2 separate regions of the Homo sapiens genome follow, and region 1 is linked to region 2. The links are chromatin loops, found by intact Hi-C in ENCODE. Cell type or tissue: left ventricle myocardium inferior. All regions are shown on one strand. Links, peaks and the distances in the headings refer to the core of each region. The heading gives the core; the rest is flanking DNA. Region 1 has its middle 95 kb from the start of KIAA1217. Region 2 has its middle 13 kb from the start of KIAA1217.

The links. A loop is a pair of places that touch in the nucleus more often than their neighbours do. Peaks named below come from ENCODE experiments on the same cell type or tissue, not always from the same donor. Only the 100,000 strongest peaks of a DNase experiment are listed, where the experiment ranks them.
Region 1: a loop joins it to region 2, with 2.4 times the contacts of the local background. A loop is called at or near these places in 8 of 110 quality-filtered maps.

Annotation. Positions count from the first base shown.
Region 1 is chr10:24,106,897-24,122,005 of GRCh38, forward strand. It overlaps a transcript of KIAA1217 not described here. Among named protein-coding and RNA genes, the nearest start is that of KIAA1217, 95 kb to the right of the region's middle. In left ventricle myocardium inferior, for the core only: no CTCF peak of the experiment used is centred there; no DNase peak of the experiment used is centred there; H3K27ac peaks cover 2,492 bases.
Region 2 is chr10:24,188,535-24,203,643 of GRCh38, forward strand. It overlaps a transcript of KIAA1217 not described here. Among named protein-coding and RNA genes, the nearest start is that of KIAA1217, 13 kb to the right of the region's middle. RefSeq lists an enhancer at 13,708-14,473. In left ventricle myocardium inferior, for the core only: CTCF peaks have their summits at 8,099 (motif pointing left) and 8,321; a DNase peak (open chromatin) is centred at 8,107; H3K27ac peaks cover 1,657 bases.

The sequences.
Region 1 (15,109 bases), core at 6,136-10,135, 82 kb before region 2:
TTTAGGTTCAGGGGTACATGTGCAGGTTTTTTACATGGCTAAATTGCATGTCATGGGGGTTTGGTGTACAGATTATTTTGTCATCCAGGTAATGACCATAGTACCCAATAAGTAGTTTTTCAATCCTCACCCTCCTCCCAGCCTCCACCCTCAAGTAAATCCCAATGTCTGTTGTTCCCTTGATTTTGTCCATGTGCACTCAGTGTTTAGCTCCCACTTATAAGTGAGAACATGCAGTATTTGGTTTTCTGTTGCTGCGTTAATTCACTTAGGATAATGGCCTCTAGCTGCATCCATGTTGCTGCAAAGGACATTACCTCATTCTTTTTTATGGCTGCATAGTATTCCATGGTGTATCTGTACTGCATTTCTTTATCCAGTTCACTATTGATGGGCATCTAGATTGATTCCATGTCTTCACTATTGTGAATAGTGCTGTGATGAACATAGGTGTGCATGTGTCTTTATGGTAGAATGATTTATACTCCTTTGAGTATGTGCCCAGTAATGGGGTTGCTGGGACAAATGGTAGATCTGTTGTGAATTCTTTGAGAAATCTGAAAACTGCTTTCCACAGTGGCTAAACTAGTTTACACTCCCACCAGCAGTGTTTAAGCATTCCCTTTTCTCTGCAATCTCACCAGCATCTGTTACTTTTTGACTTTCTAATCATAGCCATTCTGACTGGTGTGAGATGGTATCTCATTGTGGTTTTGATTTGCATTTCTCTAATGATTAGTGATTTTGAGCGTTTTTTCATATGCTTGTTGGCCACACATATGTCTTCTTTTGAGAACATCACCAAGTCTAAAATTATCCATCTTGGAAGTGAATGTCTGGCTAAATCCAATCTTCTAACAATTTTTAACAACACTATCAGAATCTTTTAACAGACCTTGTACTCACACAAGGGATGAAAGTGTTGCTTAGTGCTGCAAAGGGGAAGAACAGTACTAACAAAATACTGTTTAGGTTATCAGCTTTAAGTCACTTTTATAGGTATAGAACTAGCAAGTGAAGCAGAAAAAAAATGAAATATTAATGGTTTGATCACATTACTCTGTGACATTGTAGGTGGCAGGATGGGGTTGTCCAGGTAAAGGTAGGTCTGGGGGTTCATCTGAAGAGTCTACAGGCACACAACAAGCATCAGAGGTCAAAGCAAGGAAGAGGGAAGAAGTAGCCAAGAAGGTTCCAGAAGCCTGCACTTGTTAGATTTGACTTCTCATCCTAAGGAAGGCTATTTTATTTTATATACTAGGTGTGAGTGACTGTGTAACCATAGGAATTGTTTATAATGGAAAGAAATCACACATCTTCAGAAAAATGCTAACCTCCACTGAGGCAGAGGCAGAAACTCTAGGATTACTTCACAGCCAAAAATATTTCGGTAGCAAAAACAGATAAGAATGCCTGGTGACCATGTTATTAACTAGAATTCAATGATTGGGGGTTTCTTAAGATTGAAAAGACTTTTGAGGTTGTATAGTAAATAAGGGCTGGAGGGAAAATTTTTAAATGTGGTACTTGCAGTTTTAAAACATATTCACAAAATATATCTTGGAATTTACTGCCCAGAAAGTGTGGCTTGAGTCCTTTGTATAATAGTTAAATGAATAGCAAGAGAAAAGAAACCTTGAAGTCAACTAAAGATTAGAAAAATGAGGATCAGGAGTCATCTTTTACTAACTCAATGGCTTTTTTATGGAATGATAAAATTAATGGATGAGGAGAATGCAATCGATGTAATATATCTGAACTTTCAAGAAGCAGCTATTATTGTCATGTCACAGAATGATACTTGATAAGTCTATTCAATCATGCCAAGATCTAAATATGGCCCCTCAATTGGAAAGTAGATGGGAATCTAGGCAACATAATAAATAATGAATGATTGGGGAGACAAGAGGAATCAACATGTTCTCAAAACTTTGTTTTGTTTTGTTTTGTTTCGAGACTATGTTTCACTCTGTTGCCCAGGCTGGAGTGCAATGGCTCAATATCGGCTCACTGCAACCTCCGCCTCCCAGGATCAAGCGATTCTTCTGCCTCAGCCTCCCAAGTAGCTGGGATTACAGGCATGTGGCACCACACCCAGCTGTTTTTTGTATTTTTAGTAGAGACGGGGTTTCCCCATGTTGGCCAGGCTGCTCTTGAACTCCTGACCTCAAGTGATCCAACGCCTCAGGCTCCCAAAGTGTTGGTATTACAGGCATGAGCTACCGTGCCTGGCCAAGACTGGGTATATTTGAATTTCACTTTATTTGTCACTCCTTTCACTAATGATCAGAGAGATGGATCAACACCATGAGTAACAACAAAACAAACAAACGATGCCACTAGGGGTGCTTACATTATTTAATGTCACAGATGGAAAGACGCTAACTCTTTTGTCTGTGTTCCCAGTTGCCTTTTTTTAAATTGGGATAACTATCTTGTTTTATATAGTTAATTGAATTTATTAACTTTTTGGTTGAACTGTGGTCTCTTTTTTTTTTGATTAACATGTTTGCAAGATAGATTACTGAGCAACGTTTACATTGAGCTATAGATTTATGATCTTTGTACGGCTCCTATCTTCTGTCAATAATTCTCTATGTGGATTAACTGCACTGGAGAAAACCAGGGGAAAAATGAACAGATGGAAACTGGAGGGTGGGGTAGGAAGTAAGTTCATGGGGATCTGAAATCAACAGAAATCCAGATGGACATTCAAGGGAAATTGAAGAGTGTTAAAAAAGAGGAAAAAAGTGCTTGAAAGTGAAAGGAAGAATGGTGAAAGGAAAGATAAGTCCAGGAATAAATGTAAAAAGAACGAGGAATAAGAAGTCAATGTTTGGGGGATATAAAAAATATAGGAAGAATTCAGTAGCTGTCAACATGACAGTCATAAAGGATTTGGTTTGAGATGGATTTGGAATCGATCAAAACGGAAATAAAAATTCTATTAGATTGTTATTGATGTCATGGTTTGTTTGTTGTTGTTTGAGACAACGTCTCGCTCTGTTGCCCAGGCAAGAGTGCAGTGGCACGATCACTGCTCACTGCAGCCTTGACCTGCTGGGTGCAAGGGTTTCTCCCAACTCAGCCTCCCAAGTAGTTGGGACTACAGGCACGCCACTATGCGTAGCTGATGTTGTTTTTGGTTAATAATTGTTTACAAACCTATCAAGTGCAAAGTGGCTCTGGTATAACTATAGATGAGAATGGACTTTGAGACAGTCTTAATTACTTGAGTTTGTATAAGAAAATGGTGGTTCCTAATTCACTTTCCATGTTGGTAAATTAGTTCATCTCTGTCTTCGTCCGAAGACAAACTAGTTGTACATTTGTATCAATTATAGCAAAGTATCAGCACAGATCTTCAGAGTTCTCTCTTATCCATATGAGAGAAGTATTATTAAAATTAGTCTATTCTGTCACTTTATTCAGTGCTCGTGGGGAGCCAAAAATAGTAAAAAAATGCAGATTCATTTTTCAAAGGAGGCTGTGTGTACTATTATATGCACTATTAATGATTGTTATGATTAAACAACAAAAACATACAAATTTAAAGTATTTGGCATCCCTTGAGTGGTGAAATGAAATGTTGCAGTTATGTGGCTACAGAAGAAAAATGTATTCAGATTAAGGCACATTTATGCAAAATCCTGCCCAGTAATTTCTTTCCTGTCTTCCTGGCCTTGATTCCTTCTGTGGGCCTTAAAAAAAAAAAAAAAAACTCAAAATGTATTTGTCTTAATTTCTCTACCTAAAACAAATGGATTAGAAACCTTTGTTGAACAGCCCTGTGAGAAATAACTCATTAATAAATGTGAAATATTGCCCAATGGCAAAACGGCATAAGTTTTAAGTGCTCATTATGCCAGTAAATGTTTCTGCATTGTAAATTTGGATTTTAAGTTATATGGAGAAAAAATACTCAGGTTAGAGCAGAGCAGGTTTTAGTTTCCTCAAAGTGCATATTAAAACTGAGATAATTTGATAGCCAACCACCAAAATCTATTTTTAAGTTATTTTTTTCAGTTACGACATATTTTTAGTAATTTTTTTCTTTATGCATTCTTATAACTTAAATATTCAGATTTTAGCTACAGAGGGCATTGTATTAATATTTTCAGTGACACATTAATGTACGCCAAGAATGATTGTATTGTGTGGTTTGTTTATACCAGTAGTTATATTTGATGTTAGCTATTTGGTACAAAATACAATTCTTATACATTATGGGAACATAAACTTTATTGCTGTCTCATTACCATGCAGAAGCCAAATATGAGCAAAAGAATAATATCCTGTATTAATCTTCCAAAGGTTGGCTATGGATAACCCAACTGATTGTGTTACAGTTTAATTAATGGAATAAAAAGGGAATAAATAGTTTCAATTCTGCCTAATAAAGGTAATTCTCCCATGGCAAGATATGTACACTGAAACATGATAAAAGAATTCTGATGGAATGGCTTTTTGTCTAGTTGAATAACGCAATATTCTCTTCTGTGCCCGTAAAAAAAGATATCTCCGTCCTTAAGGCTATATTTTGTAGTGTCATTTTAGGTATTCATTTTGGGGGAAAAAAAAATCCTTGCTTATTCAGCTTTAAGGAATTAGATCTCATTGAACTAGAAAAAACTATCTAAAATAGCTTAAAATGTTTTTTGATTTGTGAAATATAAAAAGTCCTCACTGTGGATAAGTGAAGCCACATTCATTTGAGCAACTTCACTGACCTTTTTCTCCTCTGCATAAACGCTTGTCCGTTGCTGATGGTTCTGTGGAAATGTCTGCAGGCAGAAAAAAAAATCAGAGGGGTGTATTTTTGCAGCAAAAATTTCAGATGAAGGGGTTTGTATTTTTAGATGGCTTAGTTTTTTTGAGTTTTGTTTTTTTGCGACAGGGTCTTGGCTGTCATTCAGGCTGGAATGCAGTGGTGTGAACACAGTTCACTGCAGCCTCGACCTCCTGGACTTAAAAGATCCTCCTTCTTCAGCCTCTCATGTAGCTGGCACCACAGGCACACACCACCATACTCAGCTAATTTGTTTTTGTTGTTGTTGTTGTTGTTTGTTTTGTTTTTGTTTTTTTGTAGAGACAGGGTCTCACTATGTTGCCCGGGCTGGTTTTAGACTCCTGGGCTCACACGATCCTCCTGCCTTGGACTCCCAAAGTACTGAGATTAGAGGCGTGAGCCACTGCACCCCATCAAGATGCTTGATTTGAGTTAATTACAGACATTTTCCTGTAATTTTAAGATTTTCTGCCAACAAAAGCATTGGAAGAAAGTAAAACGTCACTACATATGTTGAGGTATCCTGAATAGTAGGGCATATTTAAAGACAAAAGAAAATGCAACTAGCTTTACTTTCTTCCACAAAATTAAGGCTACCTCTAAGTCTTTCTAACTTCACACATCTGTAGCCAGTTGGTTCAACCACCCAGGAACAGATGGTCATGAGGCCAAGATGTTTTATTTCTGTGCGAACAGGATGGCTTTGTTTTATTCCATAGGCTCAAGTATATAGCCTGGTGTCGTGGACTGAATAGTGTTCTGAAAAATTTATGTCCACCCAGGACTTCAGAATGTGACCTTATTTGGAAATTGAGCCTTGCAGATGTAAATTGGTTAAAATGAGATCATACTAAATTAGGGTTGGCCCTAACTCCAATGACTAGTGCTCTTTTTTTTATTTTATTTTATTTTTTTTTGAGACAGAGTCTCGCTCTGTCGCCCAGGCTGGAGTGTGGTGGCACAATCTCGGCTCACTGCAAGCTCCACCTCCTGGGTTCACGCCATTCTCCTGCCTCAGCCTCCCAAGTAGCTGGGACTACAGGCGCTCGCCCCCATGCCCGGCCAATTTTTTTTGTTTTTTTAGTAGAGACGGGGTTTCACCGTGTTAGCCAGGACGGTCTCGATCTCCTGACCTCATGATCCTCCCGCCTCAGCCTCCCACAGTGCTGGGATTACAGGCGTGAGCCACCACGCCTGGCCATGACTGGTGTTCTTATAAGAAGAAGGGCCACACAGAGACACAGGAGAATGCCATGTGAAAATAGAGGAGGCAGGGATTGGAGTGAGAAACCAAGGCCTGCTGGTAACCCCCAGAAGCAAGAGAGGAGCACAGAACAGATTCTCTCTCCAGCCTCCAGGAGGAACCTACCATGACACACCCTGATTCCAGGGTGAGAGAGTAAATTCTTATTGCTTTAAGCCACTCAGTTTGTGACAACGTGTTACAGTAGCCAGGGATAACCCCTAGACCCGGACATACAGCTTGATCATATTCTACCGGTCACACAGGCATTCAATGGAGACTGTAGACATCTAGGTCCACCAGTGGGAAATAATAGCTATTTTCTAAAAATAATACCTATTTTTAGAAAAGCATCTTCACAATTTAAGGTTATAACTAATGTGCCCAAGTCCATTCCTGGTAAGCAACAGCTCAGGCTCTTTACTTAACAAGGAGCATGTCCAGAACATGCAATCTCAAAAGTGCTACTAAATTCTGCCACCTCAACAACACCAAATCTGATGACAAAGCAGTAGAAAAGCTTTTTAAGGAAGCCAGTTTGTTCCTGCAAGAGTGTCTTTAATTAGGGATGAGTATTGTAGAAGATGACAGCATCCACTCTATTTTAAACAGAAAAGGAATTTTGCTCGCAAAATCACTGGAAAGGCTAGAAGATCAGGATCTAGGCTGGGATTCCAAAAGTGGCTTCCTAAAATGACACCACTGAGCAGAGCTGGCTCCTGGGGAACTGTGCCCTCTGTCAAGACCGGGAAGACGAGGACCAGGAAGCTGCTGTCCCAGATGTCCACTCTTGTATCTCACCACCTGATGCATTATCCAGGGAACTGGAAGCCCCTGCCATGCCTCCCGGCTTTTGGGAACACATTGCTTCGCTCTCTTCAGAATGAAAAAGCTGATAGCAGAACCGTTAGCAGAACCAGCTACATATTCATGTGGCCAGTGCAAAATGAAAATGCAGACCCCCATGTTCACAATTATTAAGACCCAAGACAGCAGCAACAGAGCATTAAGCCAAGCATGGGGCCCTTCTAATCATGGGAGTCCTGTGTGACTGCTCTGGTCACCTCCCATAAAGCTGGCCCCAGCTGTTGGCTTCAGAGCCATGGTGGCCTGATAATCTACATCGGCAAAAGGGATCAACATGGATGCATCCTGTACTATAACTCTTCCTCACTTGAGTCAGCAGAGAGTTTAAGACTTTGAGACTCTGGAAGACTGGGAGGCAGGGCCCTGGCTGCAAGGGAGTCTGAGGAACGTCCTTGTTAGCTGTCCAGGCTCTGCGGTGAAGGAAACACTCCAGAAGGAGCTGCAAAAATGCTGACTGATGGATGCAGCACACCAGCATGGCACATGTATACATAGGTAACTAACCTGCACATTGTGCACATGTACCCTAAAACTTAAAGTATAATAATAATAATAATAAAAGAAACAATTCCAAAAAAAAAATGCTGACTGAGTCTATCTACTGTATCCACCCAAGTGATAATTTTTTGCAGAGCAATTGGTTCTCTTCTCACTTACAGACCCCCCCTGTTGCAGCCAGCTAAGTGCTTTCTATACACAGCACTCAACAGACAGCTGGCAGAATCATGTGTGTATCTTCTCTGCACCAGGTGTGTGTTAGAAGATCAGAATACAGTGCTGACCCAGGAAGACAAGGTCCCTGCCCTTTGATTTCCCTCAAGTGAACAGACACGAGAAATTAACAAGTGAACATTCTCACTCAGTCCCATCTTTCTTCCCTTCAATCCATTCTCAACAGCACATCTGGAGAAATCCTTTGAAAAACACAAATCAGTTCACACACATTCCCCTGCTTAGATTATTTCCATAGTTTTGCCTTGCCCTTGGAAAAAAGCCAGACCTCCTCATCAATCCTGACAAGAGCCTCGCACCATCTGGTGTCTGCCTATCTCTGATGCTTCCCCACTTGCTAACTACGCCACATCAGTGTCCTCTCTGCTTTTTGGAGCATAACAAGTTCCATCCTATCTCTGTCTTTGATTTTGAGCTTTCCTAGCTCACTGCTCAACTGGTTCCTTCTCAGCTTCCGGCATGTGGCTAAAATGCTACCTTTTCAGGAAGGTTCTCTCTAATCCTAAGATAAAATCCCCACCTCAGCCCAGTTTTTCTACATCATATTGCTTTGCTTATTTATCCCCACTTATCACAATCTGAAGTTAGCCTGTGTATACATTTGTGTGTTTCTCTTTCCTGTCCATGAGACCAGAGGCCTTGCCTACCTGGCTCAGTGCTTTACCCCAAACTCAGCACAGCACCTGCGTATAGCAGGAGCTCAAGAAATATTTGTTGAGGAGCTGTTACTGACAGATTGGTACATTTTTTAAAAATAGCTACATTCATGGAAAGTCAGGTTTGCATTCATTATTTAGATGAAAGAAATTGAACCTAAAAATGAAGCATTATTTGGGATAGCTATGGAGTTTAGGAAAATTAAAGCAGAGAGTTCAAGGCAACTGGCAGTCATCAAACCATACAGGTCAGCTATTCTGGGAAAAAAAATGTGGGCTGGCATTGGGGTAAAAAGGCCAGGCCAAAAACTGTCCAGTAATACACATGATCTCACACTTGTTTACAGGTTATTTTGAGGCTGTTCTCTTCCTGTTCCCAGTGAGTGATCTTCCTGCTCACAGTGAGATCACTTACTCACTGAGAGCAGAGACCTCTGTCTTTCTGCAGTGGCCCCCAGTGCTCCCAGTAGCTCTAAGAGCAGCTTCCTGCTCCTTGTTTAAGTTCTCTAAGGATGGAAGATGCTAAGCACTGGGAAGGCTTGACTTTCATGCTTTTGCATGGCGCCACCAGGTAGGATGGCCAACCATCTGGATTCCTTGGAACTGGGGAGGTTCCTGGATACGGGGCCTTCAGTTTTAAAACCGGAACAACCCAGGGAACAAATCAGAGTACAGTCATCTTTCCATGGGGGCACTAGAAAGAAGGTGGCTTCATTCTTATTTTTGCTGATGGTCTCAGTCCGACCAGCTTGCTTCAGCCCATGTCATACTCCATTTACTCACTTGTAACTAATCTTTGTTATTTTGCCCTCCCCTTGTGGCTTCATTGTGCTTCCCAATCCTCACTCTCAGCCCTGCTTCTCTGACTTCCCTCGTTGACAGTGTCTGGATTCTTTCTCTGATTGTGTCATACTGCAACACTCTTACATCACCTGATCCATCTTGCCCCCTGGGATCTTGGGGGTTCTACCCCCACCCCAGGCCTCCAAGAAGCCCCGTTGTCACACTTGCCCCATGAGTAGTGGTAGGACATTGAGTGATGAGAATTATCTATGAATACAATTATGGTGATACACCTCTGACTGCACAGCTCAGAAAAAAAAGGCCAAAATATTCAGGAGTTATCTGGTGACCCTCTATCATACAGAGGAGGAGTCTGAAAACTTTCTCTGTAAAGGGACAGATGGCAAATATTTTGGGCTCTGCAGACCATGCAGTCTCTGTCGTAAGCGTGCAACTCTGCCGTTGTGGCAGGAAAACAGCTGTAGACAATATGGCAACAGAGACTGCATGGCCTGCAAAGCCTAAAATATTTGCTATCTGTTCCTTTACAGAGGAATTTCTCAATTTTTATGTGTTCCAATAAAACTTTATTTACAAATATAGGCAATGGGCCTAATTTGGCCCATGGGCCATAGTTTGTGGATCCCTGATGTAGAACAGCCTTCTAGATGATTTTTAAATTTTTTATTGAGTCTATAAAAGTTTTTTTTGTCCTCACCACTCATGGATCAGCCATAGCTCCGCACACACAATTTACACATCTTCTTCCTAATAACCCTCCTTACCTCTCTTAATTTTTCATAGTCATTTTCCTGTGCTTATGGAAACTTTTACTCCACAAAAATTAACTCTTGCACCAAGACACACGGAAAGAAAGACTGTGTGGTACTTATTTCTAGAAGGATGTTTAACACACATTTGTAATATGAAAGATAGTTAGGGAGTTAGAGTGAACTGTTAGGATAACTGAAATTAATACACGGTTACTGCTTTGTTAGATTAATAGGGCTCTGATGGGCAGGAGTATCCTTATTCTTGGTGATAAGGAAGGAAATAACTCCAAATAGTGTTTTTTTTTTGGGTGGGGGGGGATGGAGTTTTGCTCTTGTTGCCCAGGCTGGAGTGCAGTGGCTCAATCTCGGCTCACCGCAACCTCCACCTCCCAGGTTCGAGCAATTCTCCTGCCTCAGCCTCCCTAGTAGCTGGGATTACAGGCATGTACCACCATGCCCGGCTAATTTTGTATTTTTAGTAGAGACAGGGTTTCCACATGTTGGTCAGGCTGGTCTCGATCTCCTGACCTCAGGTGATCCGCCCGCCTTGGCCTCCCAAAGTGCTGGGATTACAGCACTGTGCTGGGCCCTAATAGTGCTTTTAAAGGTGAGTTTTGGGGCTGAGCATGGTGGCTCATGCCTGTAATCCCAGCACTTTGGAGAGTCAGTGTGGGAGGATTGCTTGAGCCCAGGAGGTCGAGACCAGCCTTGGCAACATGGTGATGCCCCATCTCTACAAAAATTAGCTGGGTGTGGTGAGTGTGCCTGTAGTCCCAGCTACTTGGGAGGTTGAGGTGAGGTGGGAAGATCACTTGAGCCCAGGAGGTTGAGGCTGCAGTGAGCTGAAATCATGCCACTGCACTCCAGCCTGGGCAACGGAGTGAGATCCTGTCTCAAAAATAAAAATTAAAAAAGTGAGTTTTGGGCTATTCACTATTTCTGGTTTTGTTTTTGTTTTAAAGTTAAAAAGTCTCAATCTGTGGTCAGGGCTCTGCAGTCGTAAGCAGCTTATGCAGAGTCCTGCTTTCTTCATATGTGTAATTTAATGTTCCTGAGCAAAGCAGTATCTTCATCACATATTTTGAAATGTGCTTCGCTGAAAAGTGTACTTTCATACGGAAAAGGGGTGGTAGGAGAAAGAAAATGCTGATAACATTTTAAATTAATCTTTAGGAATGCACTCACAAAATGCATGGAACTGGAAACTGCTTATATCAGATAAGAAACCTGGGAAATGAATGTGAAAAGCCAAGAAAGGGGAGGAGGGTGGGAGAAACGAGAGGAAGGAAAAATAACTATCAAGTACTTTGCTTAGTACCCGGGGTGACCAAATCATCTGTGTACCAAACCCTGACGTGAATTTACCTCTATAACAAACCTGCACATGTACCCCTGAGCCTCAAATAACGGTTAAAAAAAAAAAAAAAAAGAAACGAAAGTCATGGGAAAGAAGACTGAATCTAGCAAAACGTCCTTACGTGCATTTCTCTGGTCCTGAGGTAAGATGTGGTTGCAATAGGGGTGATGACAAACAGGGCCCTATAATGTTGTTGAGCCGCCTCCGCCACTTGCTTTCGGTGGAGTTATTGCAGGATGACAGAGTTCTCTGTAGCGCAGAGACAGCATATATGGGCTCATTGCTGAGCTGATTCTGCTGAGCCTAGAAAACCGAGCGCCTTAACAAGTCAATTCCACACCCCCTCGAATTTGTGCCTCGGTAGGGAGTCCTCAGCAGGAAATCCTCCATCTGTTTTCCTTTACTACAAGGGACTTCAGAGAATGAGTTCATTTCTCTTCAGACATCCTCACGTTGCTGTAAAACAGCACCGGGCTGAGTGAAGAGAAATGTCACAAGGAATACAAGAGGACGCCTTCAAACAGAGATAGCGGAGACAGTTACACTCTGAATTAGAGTCTAGCTTTGGAGAGGATTTATTTTTCTTTTGTTACTTACATCCTGGATTTGCTTTTTTTTTTTTAAAGGCAGCTTTGTTTTTTACTATTTCTAGTAAAGCATGGACATTTGAAGAAATAAATATAAAAGGAAGATTTCTCAAAGATTTGTCCTGTTGAGTAATGAAGCATACCCTGAGGACCCAGGGAGTAGAACTAGATCAGTCTTTCTTTTTGAGCAAAAAAGCCTAATTTGAAATTCAGGATTACTTTTAAAATATCACTCAAAGTAAGTACTTTGTCTTTGTTTTTTTTTCTCTTTTCTTCCTTCCTAACCCCCTAGTCAGCCTTTTTTGCATATTATAATCTCAATGAAGTTATCAGTTGTACTATAAATATGAGTAAAATGATTTGCCAACTCATAAATTACTTACAAGATGAGATACTGAGTTTTCTGCTGTGAACACTGTTCAGTACTAGCAGGTAGCAGGCAATATTTATAGTAATGTTTATGTTTTTATGTCAAGACTCATTTGATTTCATTAACATGTCATGTGAATATCTTTTGCCTCATTTCCTCCAATAATATAAACGATATTTTAACTTGGAAAATGAGCAAGCAAAAGTCTCTTCTGAAAAGAGCATTGTTGCCCTAGCAAGCAAACCAATTTATTTCAACTTTTGTCGACTTCTCTGGAATATTTAGGTACATTTGCTGAAAGATCTGTAAATCTAGAGAGTAAACTTAGCTAAAACAATAACTCTTGTGAACCCCTTTTGAAATTGCCATGAAATCATATTGCAAATGTGTAAAAATTTTTAAAAAAAACAACTCTATAGCAAAAGGATGTTGAAACATAAAAATACGTCAAACTGCTAATATCTTGGGTTGCACTATTAGGCTGAGCTACAGCTGTGTGTGTCTTGAAGCCTCCTCAGAACTCCAGGAATCCAGAGCTGTGAGGCTGATCTAGCTGTATGTGGTTAAAGGATATACAGGTAATCAGAGAGGTTATCTAGAAGGGCCCAGAATGTCCTGTTCCCTTAGGGGCTCCTAACATCTACCACCCATCCCTCTACCCTCTCGTCCTTATATAGTAGCTGTAAATCCTTAAAGTTTGCTATTGGAGGGGTCATGCTACCTCTCCCAGCAGTTATTTTGGGGAAGAGATGGCTGCTTCAATGTGCTGTCTGGCCAATGTCTGGGCAAGAAGGAACATTAAAATGATCTGTGCTTCCTACACATCCCAGGTCCCCTAAGTCACAAAAGCCATCACCTGTACCAAGGCTCTCTACGGACCAGCATGTCTGCAGGAGAAAGACAATGGGTGAAACCCACTTCCGTGGAAGTAGGGTGCTGCATTCTTCCTCCAGCTTTCCCTATTCTTTAGATACTGTCTGCCTCGACCTCCAAGAAACATGATTCCTATGCGTCATCTGTTGCCATAGCCAAGTGCTCCCAGAACCGGCCTTGTTACTGGTTAGCCCTTCAGTTAAAGATCATTATCTGCCAGGCCATCTGTTATTTTCACTTAGGAGAGTGTATTATTTCAGACCTATAGATGTCCTTTAAATTTCCCCTACATGTTGTGTAGTAACTAGATGTAGTCCAAGGGTAAAGTCCCACTGTGAACAATGGGAATCAGAGTCCCACTTTTGAGAGCATTTGTGACAATGGTATAATCTTGGATGGCCATGAACCCACCCTTGGGAGACGGGGAGGGGAATCTGAGAACAGTGAAAAATGAAATAAAATGAGAGTCTGGTTCTTGCCATACAGAACAGTGGTTGCTTTCAGTGGGATTACTTGCTTTCTGGTGTAGCTATGCTTAAGAATTCGTGCTTCTTGCTATGGGGCATAATGTTGCCCCTATAGCCTCTTTTATGAGTGCTGGCTAGCTCCCATCAACTATGGTGATCTTGGCACGCCACCTTTACAAAAGGGAGCCATGAAGACTAGGAGTTTTCCTACCTCGCACATTCCTCCTTAACCAGTTAAGAAAATGCTCAGTAGACTTTGCCTTCTTTAACTGGCCTGTTTTCCACCTGCTAAATGAGAATGTGCCTTATGACTTCTTTTCCCCCAATGGAAATTGTATTGCTGAATTTCAAAAGGCATCAAGTCATCTCTGCAACCCTGGGGCAGCTGTCATTTGTAAAGAGAATGGTTTGCATTGAGTGGCTTTTTTATGAACCTATATTCCAGTCATATCTGAACTGCCACATCCTGTGGTACAAGGAGATGATGATGAGGAAGATGTTGATGACATCTAGCAAGTATTGACTGACATCCTTTGCTAGGTGTGATACTAAATATTCTGTGACACTTATCACATTAAATCCTCCTTACTTTACCTGTGTAATGCAGGTAATAGAGGCAGCTCATTCACGTATTTCAATGGACAGGGGAGGAAAAAGATCCAAGAATGATCCTGTCCACTGGCATCCTGTATTCTTTTTGTTTGCTGTTGTTGTTTCTTTCATTCAGCTGTCTAGCTTCCAAGGCTGTGGGTTGTCCAGGCTCCCTTCTCTATTACCTTCATTCATGGATAGTATTTCTAGGAGAAAACAGGTAGCCTAGCATAGGTAGCAGCCTAGGGTGGGGGTAAAGTGGAAACAGACATTGAGACTTCAGCAGTGAGTTTTTGCTACATGTGTTGGTAATTGATTTCAGTTGTCTCTCCTCTGTGTTAACCTCTATGTAAAGTCTAACTTCACCCATGTCATGCTTTTCTGGGCTTCAGTTTCTGCAGGGTTATGGGAATGATTAAGCCCTTGTAGCTTAAAGCATGGACATTCTTGGGAGAAAATCGCATGTTAGTGAACAAATGTGTTTTAGTTGTTTGTGTTGAACTAGATTGTCACTGGGAGCAAATAAGACACTTAGAAGACAGAATGAAGTCTTTCAAATTGTCAGAAATGAGGAGGGAGATGTCAAATTTTTTGCTCTCATGAAACATGTTTTAAGTAAAATTTACTATAACATCTACTGTCATGAAAATTTTATTAGTATACGACAAATAGAGGTTAGCTGATTTGTAGATGATTTTTCAGCAAAATGCCTTTTTCAACAAAAGGCATGTTAAATAATCAATGAACAAGTGGATAAAGAAATAAGTTTGTAAATATGGGAAGGGAAGTCACTGGGGGTTACTAACATTTTCTTTGTTTTTCTATTGTTTCTAACCTTGGTTATGGGGGCATTTTTAGGTTAATTTGCCACCTTTATTACATACTCAATGATTATTTACTGAATATCTCTTGGGGCATCACTAACGGGTATGGGGGTGGGTGTGTTAGATACAGACATACATATAACTACATAACGTGTGGTTATCTTGATGCTTTGTGTTCAATTTTTAAAATTATTTTT
Region 2 (15,109 bases), core at 6,536-10,535:
ACTGAAATTGAAATTGCAAGCATTCTCTGCAGTATTCAATAGGCTGCTGCCTATTTCAGTTTATTCTTGGTGTTGTTCTAACTAAAATGGAATCTCTCTTCTGTAGGGAAAGAAAGATGGAGGTTGGGCCTTAAAGAATCAAGTGTAACGTGTTTGTCCTTTTTCAGGAGTCAGCTATTGAAATCGTCTTTGTTAGTTCATTCCTCCCAACATGGAGGAGACCGGACACTTTCCTCAAGCCTCATGTCCATGGGCTTGATGATTGATGAGTCAAAGCTTCATATTCCTCGGCCGGGTGCAGTGGCTCACGCCTGTAATCCCAGCACTTTGGGAGGCCGAGGCGGGCAGATCGCGGGGTCAGGAGATCGAGACCATCCTGGCTAACATGGTGAAACCCCGTCTCTATTAAAAATACGAGAAAATTAGCCGGGCGTGGTGGCAGGTGCCTGTAGTCCCAGCTACTCTGGTAGCTGAGGCAGGAGAATGGTGTGAACCCGGGAGATGGAGCTTGCAGTGAGCCAAGATCACGCCACTGCACTCCAGCCTGGGTGACAGAGCGAGACTCTGTCTCAAAAAAAAAAAAAAGAAAAGAAAAAGAAAGCTTCATATTCCTCACCTGGAATCTGGGGATGATGATAGTACCAGCCTTATCAGGTCGTTGAGAGGAATACATGATCCTACCATTGAAAGCGCTTGACCTGCAACCTGACATAAAGTGTACACTCATTCAAAATAGCTGTTGCTACTGTTAAGTGGTTGGCCGAAGGAGCACAGAGATCATAGGATGACCCCAAATCATTTTGGCTAAAAATGCTTCGAAAATATGCCCCTGAAACTGAGGAGCAATTCTAGACAATGATTGGTCGCCTTGGTATAGAACTCTACAATTCCCACAATTAATACAATAATTTAAAATATTTTTCTATCCCTTATCTTCCCCCCAAACACACATGTGCACACACTTTTACCCATGCAGAGGAGAAAGAGTAATACCTTTTTCTCACCCATCACAAGGGTCATGGCTGATACCCTATAACAAAAGACAGATTAACAAGAGAAAAGCAAACAAATTGATTTAATGTAAGTTTTACATGGCACAGGAGCCTTCAGAAATGGAGATCCAAAGACCTAGGGAAGACTGCGTGTTTTTATGTTTGGTTTGATGAAGAATGGACAGTCTTGTACAAGTATGATTGGAGGCTGAATGCAGTGGCTCACTCCTGTAATCCCAAGGACTTTGGGAGGCCAAGGTGAGAGGATTGCTTGAGGCTGGGAGTTTGAGACCAGCCGGGGCAGCCTAGTGAGACCGCATCTCTACAAAATGAAAATTTTAAAAATTAGCTGGGTATAGTGGTGCATGCCTATAGTCCCAGATACTCAGGAGGCTGTGGCAGGAAGATTGATTGAGCCAAGGAGTTCAAGGCTGCAGTGAGCTGTGATCATACCACTGTGCTCCAGCCTGGGTGACAGAGTGAGACTCTGTCTCTATTTAAAAAAAAAAAAAAAAAAGTATGATTGGACATACAAAGGGTATGATCTAATGATAATAAACTGAGGGGGAGCTTAGCAAGGCCTGTTTGTTCAGATTCTTCTTGACCTCTCTTTGCGGCAGGCGTTTCCCCTTGGTATAAGGCAAGATACCTGTCACTTAGGGATCTTATGGCCCATTTTCAGGGGAGGTTGGTCAGAGAATTCCTTTATGGCTGGCTCTTAAACAGAAAGACTGGGGAAAGTCAAAGCTAGTGACCTGCAAGGTACCATATTTTGGGGTAACATGTTTTGCACCCCAATGCCCAGAAATAGTAAAACAGCAAAGCAGGAGGAGGTTTTACCTACAGGTCCCATGCGGTAGCCATTTCTCATCCTTACTTCGAAAGCCTGAACTTCCCCAAACAGCTTATTCTATGTGAGGCGCTGAACCCAAGCCTCCCTTGACTCAGAGCTCACCGTATGGTAGAATGGTCAGCAGCCCTAAATTCCCGTGGGCTTTAGAAGTTAGGGCTTTCCCACAGCAGGATTGCCCTGGTTGACAAACACAAGGAATCCAGAAGTTTCTCCTACCCACAGATTCCCCCATATTTCCTGGGAGAACCCAGTGCTATCTAGGAGTTCCAGAATTAGGACGAGCCATGGAGGATATCCTGTTTAAGGGAAGGCAGGCTGCTGACCAGTTATTTTCTTAACACCTTTCCATCCTTTGGCACCTACTCCAGGAAATGCCAGCCAGAGCTCTCCAATTAGCTACCATATGGATAGAGTCTATAAGAAGAAAATGTATAATCCATATCAGTTAAGTGCTCTGAAGAGCAGATCATTCCAGGGAGGGAAAGGGATAACCAGGACATGGGTTTGTCATGCTTAAAAAAAAATGATCAGAGGCGGGGCTCGGTGGCTCACACTTGTAATCCCAGCACTTTGGGAGGCCAAGGCTGGCGAATCATTTGAGCCCAGGAGTTCAAGACCAGCCTGGCCAACATGGTGCAACCCCATCTGTATACAAAATACAAAAATTAGCTGGGCAAGGTGGTGCACACCTATGGGAAGCTAAGGTAGGAGGATGACTTGAGCCCAGAAGGTTGTGGCTGCAGTGAACTGAGACTGTGGCGCTGCACTTCATCCTGGGTGATAGAGTAAGACTCCTCTCAAAAAAAATAAAAAACAAAAGATCAGTCACCTTGTACCACATTGTCTAATTTTTTCATAATGTAGTTTTACTCTATTTAATGTGATTTAAAGACCTGCATTCCTGACTATTAATCTGGTCAGGAATAAGAAACATTTAACAGGCACAATAGGAAAGTTCTCCATTCAGGAGAGTTATATAAGGTTTGGAAATACCTGCAAAAATCAGACATACTATTTGATAGTACAATAGGGTGACTATAGTCAACAATAACTTAATTGTACATTTGTGTAAATGCATTGTTTGTAACACAAAGGATAAATGGTGCCCCCCTTCTCCATTATGTGATTATTTCACACTGCATGCCTGTATCAACACATCTCATGTACCCACAAATATATATATATATATATACCTATTCTGTACCCACAAATATTAAAAATTTAAAAATTTACAAACAAAATTCTTGCAAAAGCAACCCAGAATAGGATCAAGCCTGGAGGCAGTGAAACTGTAGTGGGTAACAGATTTCATTGCCAGCTTCATGGTTGAGGCATGTGTAACAAAGGACTTATTAGCAAGAGAAAAGTGTACAAATTTACTTTTTATTTTTTGAGACAGAGTCTCGCTCTGTTGCCCAGGCTGGAGTGCAATGGCGCAACCTCAACTCACTGCAACCTCCACCTCCCAGGTTCAAGCAATTCTCATGCCTCAGTCTCCCAAGTAGCTGGGACTACAAGTGTGCACCACCACACCTGGCTAATTTTTGTATTTTTAGTAGAGACAGAGTTTTGCCGTGTTGGTCTGGAACCCCTGACCTCAAGTGATCCCCCTCCTTGGCCTCCCAAAGTGTTGGGATTACAGGCGTGAGCTACTGCTCCCAACCACGGATTTACTTAATGTAAGTTTGGGTTGACACAAGAGCTTTTGGGTGTTAACACAAGAGCCTTTGGAAAGGAAGATCCAAAGAAAGAGGTGAATGTATGTATGTTTATGCATACGTCTGGTGAAGAGCGGAACAGTCACGCAGAAGTATGATTAGAAGATAAAAGGAAGTGATCTAATGGTAATGAACTTAGGGACTCAGCGATGATTCTTTGTTCAGATTCTTCTCTATGTCCCTGTGTCTTCAGAGACAAGGATGCTCCTTTCTTCCAGGTATAGGGAGGGCATCTCTCACATTAGGGTCTTGCCACCTGCTTCAGTGGGAAAGGATAAGGGGAAAGGATAAGGGGAAGGTGCAAGAAACCTTCCTGCTTCTGCTGTTTTCTCAATGTCAAGGTATCATATTTGGGGGGTAGTATGCTCTGGACCCCATCAAAGCAATCATTGCGACCTTGTTTTCCAGTGTCATCCCCATAAGGTTAAGTTCATCACATCCCATTTGTTCACAGCCCAGGCTTCTAAGAGAAGCACATTTGGGACAGAGGGCATGGGGCCCTGAGATGGCCCTCCAACCTCAGTTAGAGGTCACACCCACACCAGGACTCTTGAGGTCCCTCAGGGGCTTGGAGAAATGCACAGGACCCAATTCACTCTGCATGTGTGACCAGAGGTGACATTTACAATGTCTGGGGTGGTGCTTACAGCAAGACCTTGGGAAGATTATGTTATTTGGTGTTTCTTTATTTATCTTTTTGAGACAGGATCTCACTCTGTCACCCAAGCTGGAATGCCTGGTAGTGCAATCATAGCTCCCTGTGGCCTCAGACTCCTGGGCTCAAACGATCTTCCTGCTCAGCCTCCTGAGTAACTGGTACTACAGGCATGTGCCACCACACCCAGTTAATTTTAAATTTCTTTTTGGAGAGATGGAGTCTTGCTATGTTGCACAGGCTGGTCTTAAACTCCTGGGCTTAAGCAATCTTCCCATCTCAGCCTCCTGAGTAACTGGGACTATGGGCATGTGCCACCATGCCCAGTTAATTAAAAAAAATTTTTTTGAGAGACGGGGTCTTGCTATGTTGCCCAGGCTAGTCTTAAATTCCTGGGCTTGAGCGATCTTCCCACCTCGGCCTCCCCCTCCTGAAGTGCTGGGATAACAGGCATGAGCCACCACACCTAACCTAAGCTTACATTATTAATGGCTAAAAAGCTCTAGCTTCTTAAGGTTCCCTCAGTAAAGATACAAATCTTATAACTCTGATTTTATAGGAGTCCTGCGGACTTATCTGGAGAGAAAATTTGCTATGAAGCAACAGTCAGATACAAGATGTTATACCAGTGTTCAATTTCAATAGCTGCTTCAGAAGCTGTTCCTCCCTGATCCAAATGTAGCCCTGTGTAGACAATGGGGTCTTTGCTGTCCTATCTCTGGCGATCTGTCCTGCTCAGCTATAAACACAGCGTTAGATGTTTCTTCATCTTCCCCATGGTCAGGTCAGATAATACTTATCTTCCTTTATCTGTGGGGGAGAACTCTCTAAATTGTTGCTATCTAACCTGAACATGAACAATGGCTTAAATTGTTTCTTCTTGAGGAAATAAACGAGCTGCGCCATGCAGAACTGCGCTAATCCAGATAACTCCATCTGGGTCAACAGTAAATGAGGAAAGTGCTCAGTTCTTAACATTTGACAGTTAGAGCAGATCACAGTACTCAAGGATTTTTTTTTTTGTATGAACTCCATCTGCAGCGTTTTCTACACACACACACACACACACACACACACACACACACACACACACAAAGCAGTCACGTGCATGTTCATGTACTTTGGTTTCTTCATTTGGAGATAATTTAAAATAGGCCAGGTGCGGTGGTTCACACCTGTAACCCCAGCACTTTGGAAGTCTAGGTGGATGGATCACCTGTGGTCAGAAGTTTGAGACCAGCCTGGCCAACATGGCGAAACCCCATCTCTACTAAAAATACAAAACTTAGCCAGATGTGGTGGCGCACACCTGTAATCCCAGCTACTCAGGAGGCTGAGGCATGAGAATCACTTGAACCCGGCAGGCAGAGGTTGCAGTGAGCTGAGATCACACCCCTGCACTCCAGCCTGGGTGACAGAGTGAGACTCCATCTTAAAAAATAAAAATGAAAAATAATCTCCAAGGAGCCTATAAATACATTACCAAACCTATGAAACCTTTCCCACCAATCTTGGCCTTCATTTCCCTCCTCTCCCCTCCCCTCCTCTCCCCTCCCCTCCTCTCCCCTCTCCTCCCCTCCCCTACCCCACCCCACCACTCCCCTTCCTTCATCCCTTCCTTCCTTCCCCTTGCTATGTTGCCCAGGCAGACCTCAACCTCCTGGCCTCAAGCCATCCTCCCACCTTAGCCTCCTAAGTCACTGGGACTACGGACACTTGCCACTCCACCTGACCTCTGGCCTTTATTTTCACTCTGCTGAACTCCCAAACCAGGTGTGTCTACAGCTCACTTTGTCCTTAGCACAGGCAGCCTCTTTTCTTTGTTTTGGGGGTTGTTTTTGGAGACAGTCTCGCTCTGTCAACCAGACTGAAGTGGAATGACATGATCACAGCTCATTGCAGCCATGATCTTCCCATCTCAGCCAGGCTCAAGCGATCCTCCTGCCTCAGCCTCTGCAGTAGCTGGGACTATAGGCATGCACCACCTATAGTCACACCCAGCCAATTAAATTTTTTTTTTTTTTTTTTTTTTTTTAGAGAGAAGAGTCTCAGTATGTTAGTCAGGCTGGTCTCTCAAACTCCTGACCTCAAGTGATCCTCCAGCCTTGGCCTCCCAAAATACTGGGATTAGAGGCATGAGCCACAGTGTCCAGCCCGTGTCTTTATTTCTATTGTATATGACTGTTCTTCTCTGTACGAGGATAACAAGTCCCCAGTCTTATCCCTCCATGCTCCTTCCAAGTGCTGGAGGCCAAGAGGAGAATGAGGCTGTCTTCCTCCTCTCCTGGTCCCCTCCCTGCCAGGCCACCCTGGGTGGGCTGTATTCTTCCAGGGAAGGCAGATTCCTCCAGGCAACCCTCCCCTTGACTCTCTCTCTGGGCTGGGGAATGAGCTTTCTCCTCTTGCTCCTTCAGGCCTAGGAGAAGTAAGAGTCCCTGTCCCTGGACTGCAGCATCCCTGGAAGTATGATCAAAACCCTGTCCAGTCCCATGGAAACTCTGCAGTGCCTTTTATTAAGCTTCCTGTATTTCCAGCTACAAGATGCCATGTCTTCTTAATCCAGACCCTGACCGAGAAAACCATTAGGAGATGGCTCAGGAGTATTTCTCCTTGTTCCAGCTGAAGCCCAAATCATCCTTCAATGATGGCTCTGACTCTGCAGGTTGCCCAAGACAAGGAACCCAGAAAACAGGGCTTTTGTGGACGAGGCAGCCATGAACCTGCCCTGTCTCGAAGGTTCTTTGGGGATTAATTGTTGGGACTGGGGATAAGCGTTTCTGTTTCAGGACTTCTACCTCCAGAAAAGAACAGAGGGAGGTTGGAATCAGAGGGCAACAGAGCCACTAAGATAATATGTGAAAATGCTCCCAGGAAAGTCAGAATATGGGAAAATCTGATGACAGCGAGATACTGAATGAGAATTGTTTTTAATCCGCCAGGAAAGGAAGTGGCTCTGGGGAGAGCCACTGAGGAGCAAATCTTTTAGGTGAAATGTGCTAAGAAAGGGAACTTAGGAAAGGTTTTGCTTTGGTTTTTGTTAGTTTTTACAAAGAACTAGGGCTTTGCTGATTATGTCATTGAAAAAATATGTATTGGCTGGGCGCAGTGGCTCACGCCTGTAATCCCAGCACTGTGGGAGGCTGAGGCAGGAGGATCGCTTGAGGCCAGCAGTTTGAGACTATTCTGGGCAGCACAGCAAGATTCCATGTCTACAGAAATTTTTTTTTACATAATTATCCAGGTGTGGTGGTGTGCACCTGTAGTTCCAGCTAGTGGGAGGCTGAGGCAGGAGGACTGCTTGAACCCAGAAGTTCAAGGCTGCAGCAAGGTATGATTGCACCACTGCACTCCAGCTGGGGTGACAGAGTGAGACCCTGTCTCAAAACACACACACACACACACACACACACACACACACACTGCCCTCACAAGTTGGAGCATACTTACATTAAAGGCTTTATTGTTACCTGATTTGAATTAATTAGGCATCCTGTGTTTTCCCTGGCAACCCCACCCAACGCGCAGTGTCTCTGGTCACAGTGCCTGGAAGGAGCACATTGGGGCCTCACAGCTTCCAGGCAATTGCACAGGAGGCAGCTCAAAACAGTAATCAATCTTGGGAAATTTTCCTGATTTCTGTTTTCATGTTTACATTTTTATTAGAAAACAAAAAGCATTGCCAAAAGTGGATGTTTACAATTGCTTGGGGGTAAAATATTACTATGATTCCTGATTCTTGCTGTACCAAGTATCGGGGATGATTAGGGAGAAGAAATCCAAGAATGCTTTCATTGGAAATTCAGGAAAAAGTTTACACCTTGAAGAGGGCAAGGCTGACGTTCATATGCAGCCTTTTGACTCTCTCGCCCCCTAGTGGCCATATGCCTAAACAGGGGTTTGCGTTCCTGCTGGTGACAGTTGCGTCCCCTTGGACTTCTCCATTGCACTAACTCTGCAGTAAGTGAAGTAATAATAAAATACATAGGAAGGTGAAGGTCCAGGCATATCTAAGCCCCAAAACCAGTCTGAGCGGTGCGTAGAGACAGGGCCGAGGTGCAGATGCTGCGCTGCTCCCCTGTAGCCTCCAGCTGTTTTATGGGGCTCCTGGGCTAATAGGGGAAAATCTGGCTTCACACCCTGGGGATTGAATCTGCCTAGAGTTGGTTGCCTTTATTTACACTCATTTACCCAACAAATATTTCTGGAGTGCCTACTATATGCCAGGCACCGTGCCAGGTGCTAAGCATCATTACACTTCACATCCTTCACTACGATATGGAGTTAAACGAAAGAGTTTGCACAGAGTTCTAGAAATTGTACCCAAAGCAAACTGAACACACAGCTAGGCACAGGCAGAAATTTGAGAACTGTGAGGGGATCTATATAACCAATGACCTTTTAGTTAAACTAATATCCCTGCCACATCCTTTCTTTATAACTCATATATACACGGTTTCAGCATCTTTTTTGATAAATGGTCATTAGACTTCTTGACAACTATTTATAATTCGGCACCCAGTAATCAATCAGAGTTGCATATGGTACAAAATTAATGCCATGTGATGTGCCTGGAGCCATTTCTGACTTATGGAAAAAAGATGGTGTTGGCAGAATGTTGAATTTTCATCCCTGTTTCTAGAACGTGCAATGCTGACTTGCTGACATTGAAAGAATGTACCAACAGAAACCTATTAGAGCAGTGAACTTGTTTTGGAAATAGTTGGGTTGGGCCTATTTGTGGTAGCACTGACCAAAGTCAATCAGGGAAAAGAACTGAGGCGGAATGTTGAAACATAACCTGAGTTTGTTCAGCAGTCTGGAGCATCTCCCAACTTCCACTACCCTATGTGCAATTTAATTTCTACATCCTGCCAATTTTACTTCCTGAGTATTTCTCAAAGCTTTGCCTTCTTTTTATCTTTATAATTCCCTTAGTTTCAAATCTCACATATTTTTTCCTGAATTACTGTAACAGAAACTTTATTGTAATCTCTTTTCCTGCTTCTCTCAAATCCATTCTCCACACAGATTTATCTCAAACACAAATCTGATCATGTCCTTAGTCTGCTATTGTCTTGTTCATGACTCCATGGTGCTTGCAGGACACAGTTCAAGCTTTTTGTGCATGAAATGCATGGACCTGACACCTGTCCTGGTGCGCGGAATGCATGGGACGGATAGTTGTCCTGCCACATCCACCATCATTCCATCATCTTTCCTATCACATCCCTCCTGGGGTTTTGCAGGTGCTCTGAATTGGTCTGTGAGCCTATTGAGTGAATATCCAAACATATGCATCCACCTCTGTGCTGTGTTGCTTATGAGTTTTCTCCTTGGTAAACCAGGTAACCCTGATGTGACCGAATGCCATTATTCAAAACATGTTATGAGTCTGTGTTGTTTTAAAGAGTCCCATTATCAGTGGGTAATATTTCTGTCCGATTCCAGAAGCTTACTGCCCTTCTCTTCCCCACTTCTCAGCTACAGAGAATTCTTCAGCTAATTCTCTTTGGTGTTCAGGATTTCATTAATCGGATTCTGACCTCAACATAAAATGGAAATGTTTGGGATACTGGGTGGGCGTGGTGGCTCATGCCTGTAATCCCAGCATTCTGGGAGGCTGAGGCGGGTGGATCACCTGAGGTCAGGAGTTTGAGACCAGCCTGGCCAACACGGCAAAACTCCATCTGTACTAAAAATACAAAAATTAGCCAGGCGTGGTGGTGCAGGCCTATAATCCCAGCTATTTGGATGGCTGAAGCAGGAGAATTGCTTGAACCCGAGAGGCAGAGGTTGCAGTGAGCCAAGATCGTGCCACTGCTCTTATCTCGAAAAAAAAAAAAAAAAAGCATTTACTCAGGATCTGTGTGTGCCTCGGGCTGTGGTAGGAAATGGGGATTCAGAGACAATAAAGCTAGTCTTACTCCTTGGTGACCTCATAAATCTCATGAAAGAGGCTCACATATAAGCAAAGAAAGTGCGACAAATGTTCAAAAATCTACGGCTTCTCTGATCAATGTCAACATCCTTGGCCTCCACCACTGGCAAACTGGGGCTTAATAGTTTTTTGAAAAACTGAAGGTGTGAGTGAGTAACGAGATGGATGAATTGATCATCTTTGGCCTAAAGCAGTACTCTCCGAACTACTAGGCCTTAGGAGGCAATGTTCAGTATTACATGAACAAGCCAGGTGTGGTGGCTCACGCCTGCAATCCCAGCACTATGGGAGGCTGAGGTGGAAAGACCAGGTGAGGCAAGGAATTCAAGACCAGTTTGGGCAATATAGTGAGAACCCATTTCTATAAAAAATTTGTAGAAAATTAGCCAGACATGGTGGTGTGCACCTGTAGTCCCAGATACTCAGGAGGCTGAGTTGGGAGGACCACTTGAGCCCAGGAGTTTGGAGGAGTTTGGGGCTGCAGTGAGCTGTGATTGCACCACTGCACCCCAGCCTGGGTGACAGAGAAAGACCCTTTCTCAAAATAGAAAAGAATTAAATAAACAAAACATTTTACATTTTAATAGTTATATATTTACTATACAGGATGTAAGAAAATATGCAACTGTTTTATCAAACCCAGAATCTAACAATAATATAGATGAGAGGAAGCTTAATATTTTAAGCAAGTCAGTATAAAGTTAATACTAATATAAATGGTAAGAATTTGACCCAATTACCTCTTAAAGACCCCACCTTTCCACATTGCCACACATTAGTGATTAAGTTTCAACATGAGCTGTGGCGGGGACAGACATTCAAACTATAGCCGAAGAGAAATTGTTGAAGTTTGGGAAACAAAGTAATTTTCACTGTTTCCTTTTCTTCAGGTTTTATTCTTTCCCCAAATTCAGCCTACAGTTGACTGTTTTATGTGCAACCAATGGCAATTTTTAACTATGGAATTGAAACCTTTGAAAAGATAAGACAAAGCTGTGTGTGTATGTGTCTGTTTTTAAAGATGAATCAAACTGTGTTTATTATTTATTTTATTTCATAAGTGATTCTGTAAACTGACCACGTGAATGTCCTGATTTTCATAGATTATGACTGGCTCAGGTGACAAGAAATAGACATACTAATAACCTAAGAACCTTGGGTTATTATTTATATTTGGAAGTAAGGAAAAACAGGAAATGGCTTTCCCAAGCCTCCTGAGCAGCATTTAGGAGACATTTTATATATTTTTATTTATATATTTATATACATATTTTAGGATAACATTTAGGATACAGCAGTAGTGGCATCAGGCTGACAGAAACTCTGGGAAACCCACAGTACACTGTCCTTCCCCCCCATGCACCCCTGCCCAGGCTTCAATGTCTCCACTCCTGCTTCCTTCTCTACCTCCTGCTGCTACGCGGTCTGCTCTGCTGATCTCTCTCTTTCTCCTTTTCTCTCTTTCTTTGGTTTGTGTTGCCTCATGGCTTTTGGTTGCTGTCACTTTTTTCATTATTTTTTAATTTTTTTTTTTTTTTAAGAGATGGGGCCTCGCTGTTTCCTAGGCTAGAGTGCAGTGGAGCTATCAGCTCACTGCACTCTCAAACTCCCGGGCTTCCGGCTAATTTTCTGAAAATATTTTTGTAAAGATGAGGTCTCGCTGTGTTGCCTGGGCTGGCCTCAAACTTCTGGGCTGAAGTGATCCTCCCACCTCAGCCTCCCATGTAGCTAAGACTACAGACAAGAGTCACCAAGCCACCATGCCACTGAGCCACTGTGCCACTGCACCACCTGGCTATGCTTGCTGTCTTTGTGCACCTCAGCTTTCGCCTGCCATACTGCCTGCATCTGGGGTGACCAACTCAACCCAGTTTTCCTGGGACTTTTCCAGTTTCAGCACCAGGCCACACCCAAAGTCATAGGTGAACTGGGATGTTTGGTGACGCCACCTGTATCCCTTCGCTATATATTTCATATTCGAATTCTGTAAAGGAGAAGAGGGGAAATCTGACTGGATCTCTTTGTCCCTTGTCCAACCCGGGGAGCATCTGAGCTCTTCCAGCTGAGCCTACTGATTGCACCAGTCAAGCTTGGGGGTGATGAAAGGAAGCATCCCCAGCTGCCTTTCTCAGAAGGGGCCTGTGAGCAGAGTGAGCCTGGGAATATCATCAGGTCCTGTAGTCCATTTTCCACACCAGTTTGTATCAGTGCTGCTGCTGAACATGTTGGGTGAAGGTATGTGCAGATGAGAGGTGGCAGTAGGGGGCAAGCAGAAACAATTTTAAAAATCATTGCAGCAGCTGGGTGCCATGGCTCACACCTGTAATTCTGGCACTTTAGGGGGCTGAGGTGGGTAGATCACCTGAGGTCAGGCGTTCGAGACCAGTCTGGCCAACATGGTGAAACCCTGTCTCTACCAAAAATACAAAAATTAGCCAGACGTGGCGGCACGCACCTGTAATCCCAGCTACCACGGAGGATGAGGCAGGAGAATTGCTTGAACCCAGGAGGCGGAGGTTGCAGTGAGCCAAGTTCCCAAGACTGTGCTCCAGCTTGGGTGACAGAGCAAAACTCCATCTCAAAAAACAAAAAAATTCGTTGCACCTTTTTTACTTTTATGAACTCAAGCGTTACACAAATTAGGCTCCTAATATAGTGTTATGGAAACCCTGGCCCAACCAGTCATTAAATATTTTATCCCACTCAATATTGTCCAGTTCAGAGATTGTAAATTTTGCAAAAGGGAGTGTTTACAAAGCAAAACGATGTCATCTGGGAAATGAAGAATGTTAAGCTCTAGCAGCCCTGGGGAGAAACACAAAATGCACTTCGGCTTAGGGCAGAGAAGCTTAGCCATCAATACTTTGTAAATCCTGGAGGGCTTCCTCTACCTCCTGCATGCCAGCACCCCCTCTACCCACTTGGCTCCAGAAATTAGTCCTTCTGTATTAAAACTGTTTTTCCATCTGCAAGGAACAGAAGTCCCCACCCTGCCCTACCCCGCCTCTGCTTCCGCCCCACCTTCAATTCTGTGGACTGAGGTGGGGAGAGAAAAATAAAATCACTGTAAAAATACTTAACTTCTGAAGCACGTGACTGGCTTTCAAGAATTCTATAAACTCGAGGGTGAGGCACTTGAAGAAGTTGGAGGCATGGCTCAGGGCAAAGCAGGGGCTACAGTGAGCCCTTTGAGTCTCTGGACACCCCTCTCGAGCGCCCCCAACCTCCTGATCACCCCTGATCCTCCTATCCAGCACCCCATTCCCAATTCTTCCTGGTGTTCTGAGACCCCCGAGGGAGTGCAGGCTGCACGCAGGCAGGCGGCCCAGCCCCGGGTGCTGGGTGACCCCCTCAGCTCCAGGTGTGGCTGCAGGACTGTCAGCCTCCCGGGGGTGACATGGAAAGGTGAATGTATTTGCACTGCGCCTTTCATTCTGTAACATCTGTGTCTCTGTTTCTCTTAAAGCCTATGGCCATCACTCAACCGGAGGCTGAGAACTGATGAAAAAGTGGAACAAAAACAAAATAAAACTAGCTGCGTTGTTGAAACAAAGTCAATTTCAGTGTTTATTTGGCAGAGAAGCCAGTAGAGGTGATCAAAGTGATCAGGGCAATTCACTTGTTTCGCTGGCCCTGGGAGGGAAGGTGAGGAGCTCTGAATTCCAAAGGTAGGGGGAGAGGAGAGCAAAGCTCAGGGGAGAGAGCGGTCAGGAAACTCCCTGGGCACAGGCAATCCCTGCCAGGACTCCAAGACACCAGTCACAGGCTTCTCCTTCTCCTGCATCAGGGTGACCTGCAGGGCCCTGTTCTCGGAGCCTCCACCCTCCACCCTGGGCTGCACCACGGCCCCCAAGCCTTCATGAGCACCGTTGCCCAAAGGCTGTGCTCTGGTTGCACCCTTGCTCCCAAGCTCCCCTCACAGGCGCTTTCCCCTATCCTAGCAGCTCCACGTCTCCTCTGCTCTGAGGGTGGTTTCCATCTTTGGCCTCATCCTCCTGGAAGCCCTGCCCCCCAGGGAGGTCCCTGGCATCACAGTCTTAGCTTACAGACTAGAGGTCTCAGTGACTAGAGCAGGCGCCCAGCTGCAGGGAGACTTTGATAAATATCTATGGCCGAACTGCATGATGCCTTAGGGCTCTTACAGCAATGCCCCCCAAATAATACCAGACCCAATTCTATAGTTGAAAGAAGAGGAATTTTAGAAAATAGGTATACCGGGCCAGGGGCAGTGGCTCATGACAGTAATCTCAACACTTTGTGAGGCCAGGGCTGGAGGATTGTTTGAGCCCAGGAGTTCAAGACCAGCCTGAGCAACATAGTGAGACCTAATGTCTACAAAAAAATATAAAATTAGCCAGGCATGGTGGAGTGTGCCTGTAGTCCCAGCTACTTGGGAGGCTGAGGGTAGAGGATTGATTGAGCCCAAGAAGTTGAAGCAGTGAGCTGTGATCATACCACTGCAATCTAGCCTGGGTGGTGGAGTAAAAACTTGTCAAAAAAAAAAAAAAGAAAGAAGAAGAAGAGAGATACCTCCCCTTTTATTCTTCATTTCCATCTAGCAAAATAATAAAAATAATATTGATGATTGAGGGGTCGCCTTGGACAATTGCCTTGGACTTCAGTAGTGAAAAAAGAGGATAAAAGATCCTAAGGTATTCATCAAGTATAACAGAGCAAAGGCTGAACAGGACCCTGGAGACGAGAAAGATGGGAGAGATGAGAGCCACACGTTCGAGAATGCTCCAGGAGTCAGTTTGTTCAGCAGCAAAGTTGGGGGATGTTGGTGGGGGAAACAGGGAGAAGTGTACTCCATGATCCTAGTTTTGGCAACTTGATTGGTTCCCCTTCCTTCTTGCTCCCCCTACCCCCCAACCCCCACCTCCACAGGTCACTGCAGCTTTGAGAAATGGCAGAGGAGAAGCTCAAGGGCAGAAAATAAGCCAGGAGAGTCTC